Linked DNA regions of Homo sapiens: region 1 is linked to region 2. Evidence: read pairs that join two places in POLR2A ChIA-PET (ENCODE). Cell type or tissue: Caco-2. All regions are shown on one strand.

Region 1 (4,000 bases), 100 kb after region 2:
ATTTTTTAAAATCTAAGGTGTCACTTCAGGGGAGATGGCTGGTGAAGCAAACTGAAGTCAGAATGAAAAAAAGTTAAAAAAAAAGTTAATTAAAAAAAATCCCTTCTAAGGAATTTAGTGAGCCCAGAAATAATTTAGCAATGTCAAGTTCATCTCAGCATCTTCAGAAAATTTACTTTCTGCCATGTGTTTGTTGTCTCTTATTTTAAAATTTTCTCAAATGATATTACAGCGACAACAACGAACATTTTTATTTTAAAAAAGAGAAAAAAAAATCGCCTACCACCACCACCCATTATCAAAGCAGTTGTCTCTGTTCTTTTTTTTTTTTTGAAACAGAGTCTCACTTCATCGCCCAGGCTGGAGTACAGTGGCACAATCTCAGCTCACTGCAATCTCCACTTCTCGGGTTCAAGCAATTCTCTTGCTTCAGCCTCCTGAGTAGCCGAGATTACAGGGGTGCACTACCACGCCTGGCTAACTTTTGTATTTTTAGTAGAGATGGGGTTTCACCATGTTGGCCAGGCTGGTCTCCAGCTCTGACCTCAAGTGATTCACCTGCCTTGGCCTCCCAAAGTTCTAGGATTACAGGTGTGAGCCACTGCACCTGGCCTCTGTTCTTTTTTGAGTAACTGAGTGCCCTCGATAAATGAAGGATTTACATTCTTGGAAACCTAGGCTCCAATGCTCTCATGGTTCCTTGAAACACTCCCTGATACCTTCTTGTTGGCGTGTCTGACTTCATCTTCTGAATTATTATCACTGGATATCCTTGGGAAGACACCTCATACTGAGGCTGAGACCTTGGTTGGTCATAGGACAATTTTTCCTTCTCATAGGATTATTAGAATGTGGCCACAAAGTCCACCAGGGTCCCAGTGAGACAGGCTCAGTGATCTCAGCAAGTGAAAAGGGCATGTGTTTCCAAAGCCATCACTTAAAGCTCCTTCTGGATGGCATGCTTGCTGGCTCTGTGTGGTTCTGCGGAAATCAGAAGTTGTCCTTCATGGTCTCAAATGAGATTTAAACAGTTTTAATTGGCTGTCCCCAGAGACTCACCATCCCTGCCCCGAGGTCCCAGCCTGTGGTGCCTGGAGAGGTTCAGCTACCCTGCAAGCAAGCCCTCTGCTGTCCTCTCCCATCACTGCATGAGCCACACAAGCTCAGGACCCAGGCTGTTTGGGCAATTAATGCAGCTCACTCTTCAGAGCACTGCATTTGATGGGAAATAAAGGGAGAATAAAACCCTTCAGATAATCTTTGTTTCCAGATGTCCTGATATTTTTATCTCATTGTGCTAAAAAGGAAAGAAAATATGCATTTGCATTAAGAAGGGGAGAATCCCTAATTTTGGCCCATCCTTACAACAAACATAATTTTTATTTGTATCCCCACCTTTTAGAACAATACCTAAGCAGTCAGTAAATGTTTGTTGAGTCTGCTTTTAGGAAGATCAGTGTCTACACCATCTGGGATGGATGTGAGAAAACCATCCTTCCAATTGTCTCTTCTGTTGGTAATAAGACTTTCGTAACAACAAACAATGGGGATATATTTGTGGGGGAGGAGTGTTACTTTTGTTCTTTACCTTTTCTTGATATTCCCTAACTCAGCGTCTTTTTCCACAAAACGTGGGTGTCATTTTTCCCACAAAAAGGCTTAGGGCATGGCCAGGTGCAGTGGCTCACGCCTGTAATCTCAGCACTTTGGGAGGCTGAGGTGGGCAGATCACCTGAGATCGGGAGTTCGAGACCAGCCTGACCCACATGGAGAAACCCCGTCTCTAATAATAATACAAAATTAGCTGGGCGTGGTGGTGCGTGCCTGTAATCCCAGCTTCTTGGGAGGCTGAGGCAGGAGAATGGCTTGAACCTGGGAGACGGAGGTTGCAGTGAGCCGAGATCGGGCCTTTGCACTCCAGCCTGGGCAACAAGAGTGAAACTCCATCTCAAAAAAAAAAAAAAAAAAAAAAAAAAAAAAAAAAAAGCTAAGGGCTAGTGCTCATAGATTTTCACTAAGGAAATTCCTGTAACTTCTGGAGAGACATGATTTGGGAATATCTGGTCTCCTCCAATTGACAAATGCTCCTAGGTAAGACAATGTGAAAGACAAAAAAGGTTGAAAAGAAAGCATACTCCTTGCCCTTAAGGAGTGTGTAATCTCACTGAGATAAGATGGGAAAAATGAAAACAGAGTTCCAAAATCAAGAGCTAATGTTTACAGAATACTTGTCAGAGGCCACACATTCCTAAACACTCTATTATCTCATATAATCCTCACAACAAACCAAAGGGCTAAATACCATTATCATCATTTTTCCCATCTGGCGTTGAGAATGTCAAGGCAAAAACATATGATTAGTAACTTGCCCAAGGCCACAGAGCCAGCAAGGAAGCTGAGCTGGGATTCGAACCTACATGATGTGACTGTGACTTCAGAGCCTGTCCTCTCAGCCCTAACTACAGCACACAAGTCCGTGTGTATATTTTGGAGGGAGAATCAGGTGGTGCTGGCTCCAAGGTCTGGAAGGTTCTAGAGGGCAGGAGTCGGTGAGGGCTGGGATTCTCAGAGAAGGGCTTCTTTAGCTCCCTGTGCCTCATTTGCTAGGCTAAGCCAGGAAGGGTTTGCCCCATTTCTGGAACTCTGCAAAGACGCCTGAGAAGAGATTTCCCAGTCATTTCTGTGTTACCAGAGAGAAATGTGATTTATGGGCACACTTGTCTAACTTTCCCAAGGCATAGGCAGTAGGATGTCAGGCTGGGCTTTGGCCCTGAGCTGAGGTTTGGTAAAGCCTGAAGGAGAGCCAAGATAGCATCTGGATTGTCTCTGTCACCACACCTAGTGTCACCTCACCCCTCGGTCACTGGCCAGATGAAATTGCTGCCTCCTATGTAATAGACAACATTTTTTTTCAAGAGTTTTGGTCAGGGAACTCAGGTTCATATTACCTATATGAATCTTGGAAAAATCTGAAGCCCCTTCCCCTGGCTTTAGGATCCTAGTATGTAAGAGCTGAAGATCTTGAAGCCATAAGAGCTTCAAGACCACCCAATTTAATCCTCTGAGGGGAAGTGGCATGCTGAAGGTCATCACCCATGGGGCTTGGCCACAGAGTCAGACCTAAGTCCACCACTGGGAGAGGGTACCATGTCTTGGTAGCTGGTTCAAGAGGTTGGTTTGCTTGACTTGCTTTCCAGACTATGTTTCACTAATTTTCAACAAATATTTATTAGGCTTTCCATGTGCCTCATTCTGTCCTTATGGAGCTTATATTCTAGGGAGATGGCAGGTAAAACAAGATACTCATATACAAAACAAAAACCAAGAAAACAGACGAATAAAATATACACCATAAAGGAAGCAGAGATAGATGATGGGAGACCTACTTTGGATAAAGTGTTTTCCATTCCATGCCCTCCTACCTGGCTGGGGGACCTTGGCTATGAAGTTCATCCAAACCCAACATGCTGCTTGTCTCTTACCCCTGGAGCATGCATCATTGTGAGGTGCTTAGCTTTGGGGTGGGTCTTATATACCTGGGGCACATGGAAGGGATGGTGCTGGGGATGCACCAGCCAAATGTGTATTTTTCCATATATGGGAGGCTACAGTCTTGGATGGTGGCTGCCTGGCCTCAAGCTTAGGGGTGCAGTTGATTTTGTCCTTCTGAGAGAATCCAGCTATCAAAGCACTAAAGCATGGACACACACTCCATGGGGAAGGGTATTGATTACTCTCAAAATCCCCAGGGCTGGCAGGACAAGAGCAAGCAAGGCAAAATGATGACACAGCAGAGCTTGGCATTGCTGCCCCTTATACCCTTTGTGGGCTTGCAGAGAACCCACGGCCTGCATTCACTTCTCACTCACCCACCCTGTTGATCCCTCCCTCCGTCATTCACTTACATACTTATTTCTTTATTAAATTCCTCATTATTATAAGAATTCCCTCACACACTCATTCACATCTTCTTTCTTTCATCAGATTCCTCCATCACTTA
Region 2 (4,000 bases):
CCTGGACGATATAGTGAGACCCCATCTCTACCAAAAAATTAGTAAATAAATAAGAAATAATATGAATTAATCAGAGTTAAAAACCTTCTAATTAGCATATTTAGGACGAGGCATAAATTAATTTTTTTTTTTTTTTTTTTTTTTTTGAGACGGAGTCTCGCTGTCTCCCACACTGGAGTGCAGTGACGTCATATGGGCTCACTGCAAGCTCCGCCCCCTGGGTTCACGCCATTCTCCTGCCTCAGCCTCTCGAGTATCTGGGACTACAGGCACCCGCCATCACGCCTGGCTAATTTTTTTTTGTATTTTTAGTAGAGACGGGATTTCACCGTGTTCGCCAGGATGGTCTCAGTCTCCTGATCTCATGATCTGCCCTCAGCCTCCCAAAGTGCTGGGATTACAGGTGTGAGCCACCGCGCCTGGCCTATAAATTAATTTTTATCTTTAAAATTGAGCAAGGGGAGTAGATAGTATTAATTGAAGAGAGAGATAGGGAAGAGTTACCTATTTGTAACATTTGTATTTAGAGTGGCCAAAGGTGACACAAATTGCAACTGAAGTAAAGAGAGAAAAAGAGAGACAGAGACAGGGACAGGAATCATAAAGAGCTTAGCATTGTGACCCAGAAGAGTTTTCTTTTCCTTTTTTTTTCTTTTTCTTTTTTTTTTTTTTTGTTGTGATGGAATCTCACTCTTTCGCCCAGGCTGGAGTGCAGTGACACGATCTTGGCTCACTGCAACCTCCACCTCCCAGATTCAAGCGATTCTCTTGCCTCAGCCTCCTGAGTAGCTGGGATTACAGGCGCATGCCACCATGCCCGGCTAATTTTTGTTTTTTTCCGTAGAGATGGGGTTTCGCCATGTTGGCCAGGCTGGTCTCGAACTCCTGACCTCAAGTGATCGCCTGCCTCAGCTTCCCAAAGTGCTGCGATTACAGGCATGAGCCACTGCACTCGGCCATTTTTTTTTTTTTTTTTTTCACAAATCCACTTTTATTGACTTTTCGTTAGTTTAAATCCTTGAGGGGTACAGCATCACTCCGATTCTGTGTCCAATAGCCTTAGCAGGAAGATTGTTTAGGAATTTGGCATGAACCATGCTACTGTTCCCGTGGGCCTGAGTTACCTTTCCCCAGATTACTCTGGTTTTGTTTGGTTTGCCTCCAGGAGTCACCGTCTGGTTCTTTGCTTTGTATACATAGCACATCTCTTGCCCAAATAGAATTCTGTTTCATCTTGAGCATAAACACCTTCAAATTTTTTTTTCTTTTTCTTTCTTTTTTTTTTTTTTTGAGACAGAGTCTCATACTGTTGCCCAGGGTGGTATGCAGTGATGCGATCTTGGGCTTGCTGAAACTTCCACCTCTTGGGTTCAAGCGATTCTCCTGCCTCAGCCTCCTGAGTAGCTAGGATTACAGGTGCCTGTCACCACACTCGGCTACTTTTTTGTGTTTTTAGTAGAGACAGGGTTTCAGTATGTTGGCCAGGCTGATCTGGAACTCCTGACCTCAAGTGATCCACCCGCCTCGGCTTCCCAAAGTGCTGGGATTACAGGCATGGGCCACTGCACCCAGCCATTTCTTTTTTTTTTTTTTTCCTTTTTAACAAATCCACTTTTATTTATTGACTTTTCATTAGTTTAAATCCTTGAGGGGTATAGCATCACTCAGATTCTGTGTCTAATACCTTTAGCAGGAAGATTGTTTAGGAATTTGGCATGAACCATGCTACTGTTCCCATGGGGCCCGAGTTACCTTTCCCCAGATTACTCTGGTTTTGTTTGGTTTGCTGCCAGGAGTCATGGTCGTTCTTTGCTTTGTATACATAAGCACATCTCTTGCCCACATAGAATTCTGTTTCATCTTGAGCATAAACAGTTTCACTTTTTTTTTTTTTTTTTTGAGATAGAGTCTCGCCCTGTTGCCTGGGCTGGTATGCAATGACGTAATCTCGGCTCGCTGCAACCTCCACCTTCCGGATTCAAGCAATTCTGCCTCAGCTTCCTGAGTAGCTAGGACTACAGGTGCCTGCCATGATGCTCGGCTCATTTTTTTGTATTTTTAGTAGAGACGGGGTTTCACTATGTTGGCCAGGATGGTCTCAAACTGACCTCATGATCCGCCCACCTCAGCCTCCCAGAGTGCTGGGATTGCAGATGTGAGCCACCATGCCCAGCTAACACCTTCAATTTTAAGAAGAGCTGTGTGTTCTGGAGACATTGCTCATAGCCAGCAAAAATGGCCTTGGACCACAGCCTTCCAGCCATATTTCCTTTTAGAAGTCCTGCTCCCAGCAGGCCTCCATAGGATCCAAGATGATGGGAAGAGCTATTTTTCTTAGTAAGTTGAGAAAATGACTCGGTGCTTTTTGTTTTATACTGTGACTGGCCACTAAATTAGTAGAATGATAGAATTTTGGAGTCTGTAAGATTTTTAGATGTCACGTAATGCTCCTTCCCAAGCAGTATAGTAGTCCTCTCTATGCTTCTGCTGTTACTATCACTACTGTTACTATTAATAATATGGGTGATTTTTTTAAAACAGACTGCATAGTACTTTATCTTATTAATCAATATCCTCAGTAGGAGGTTATGCAAACTTGACAGACCCCTCACTTGCCCCTATGATACTTCTGTGCAAATTAGAGAAGGGCACCCCTACTTGACTTAAAAAAAAAAGTACAAAATTATTTATTCCTCATTAATAAAAATGGTAACAAATTAGATTTGTTACAACCAGTGAATTTTGCTGTAACCAACAGAATAGCAATGACTGTATTAGTTGTCATAAGTGTCTATATGTCATAATGAAAATAGTTGTAGGGGACTGGGCGCGGTGACTCACGCCTATAATCCCAGCACTTTGGGAGGCCAAGGCGGGTGGATCACCTGAGGTCAGGAGTTCAAGACCAGCCTGGCCGATGTGGTGAAACTCCATCTCTACTAAAAGTACAAAAAATTAGCTGGGCCTGGTTGTGGGCGCCTGTAATCCCAGCTGCAGGCTGAGGCAGGAGAATCGCTTGAACCCGAGAGGCAGAGGTTACAGTGATTTGAGAACGTGCCATTGCACTCAGGCCTTGCGCGACAAGAGTGAAACTGCATCTCAAAAAAAGGGAAAAAGGAGAAAATAGTTGTAGCTTTAAACAAATGGCAGCTGATGTAAATTGCATTATGTAACATCAGACTTAGCCTGTGCCCTAATATTGAAAGGTAATAAAAGATGTTCCTTTAAGATAATCTGTGGCCGGGTGCGGTGGCTCACGCCCGTTAATTGCAGCACTTTGGGATGCCAGGGCGGGCAGATCACGAGGTCAGGAGTTAGAGACCAGCCTGACCAACATGGTGAAACCCCGTCTCTACTAACAGTACAAAAATTAGCTGGGCATGATGGTGCGCGCCTGTAATCCCAGCTACTCAGGAGGTTGAGGTAAGAGAATCCCTTGAACCGAGGGAGGCGGAGGTTGCACTGAGCCAAGATTGCGCCACTGCACTCCAGCCTGGGTAACAGAGCAAGACTCCATCTCAAAAAAAAAAAAAAAATAGGTAATCTGTATATTAGACTGAAAAACTGCTGTTTAGAAGCACAGGCGATTTTAATAGATTTTGTTAGCTCAATAAGGAACCTTTGATTATTGAACTCATTTCTTCTTTGTAAGTCAAAGAAGAACAATACATTTATTATTCTTGTTAGAACATGACATTTTCTTTGGCTGTCTGAAAGTTGTTGTACTATCCTGATTTTATTAGAACAAGATATGTATTGCCATGTAGTATAATAGAAAACTGATATAATCATCATTTCCTTCTGATATCAGCATAGTTAAACTAATGACATACAATTTTAAAGCGATAAAGATTGCTAGGCTGTGAGTGGTGCCTCTTCCGATGCATTGCCCTAAGGCAGAGCACAACTTGAACAACCGATTTTTGTGACCCTAATGATAGGAGGGTTCCTAAAATCATAACTCCAACCTCATGAGCTGGTCCATTCCATTTCTGAATGA

Evidence for each region. Peaks named below come from ENCODE experiments on the same cell type or tissue, not always from the same donor. Only the 100,000 strongest peaks of a DNase experiment are listed, where the experiment ranks them.
Region 1: POLR2A ChIA-PET joins it to region 2 with 8 read pairs; 1 of 35 experiments calls an interaction of 5 or more read pairs at or near these places.

Annotation. Positions count from the first base shown.
Region 1 is chr5:146,031,438-146,035,437 of GRCh38, reverse strand. The region is part of intron 5 of SH3RF2 (SH3 domain containing ring finger 2); the gene reads right to left. The region is part of intron 1 of LOC107986458 (a long non-coding RNA gene); the gene reads left to right. Among named protein-coding and RNA genes, the nearest start is that of PLAC8L1, 72 kb to the left of the region's middle. In Caco-2, no CTCF peak of the experiment used is centred here; a DNase peak (open chromatin) is centred at 2,435.
Region 2 is chr5:146,136,019-146,140,018 of GRCh38, reverse strand. The region is part of intron 21 of LARS1 (leucyl-tRNA synthetase 1); the gene reads left to right. It also overlaps the pseudogene RPL35AP16 and the pseudogene RPL35AP17. Among named protein-coding and RNA genes, the nearest start is that of PLAC8L1, 32 kb to the right of the region's middle. In Caco-2, no CTCF peak of the experiment used is centred here; a DNase peak (open chromatin) is centred at 1,938.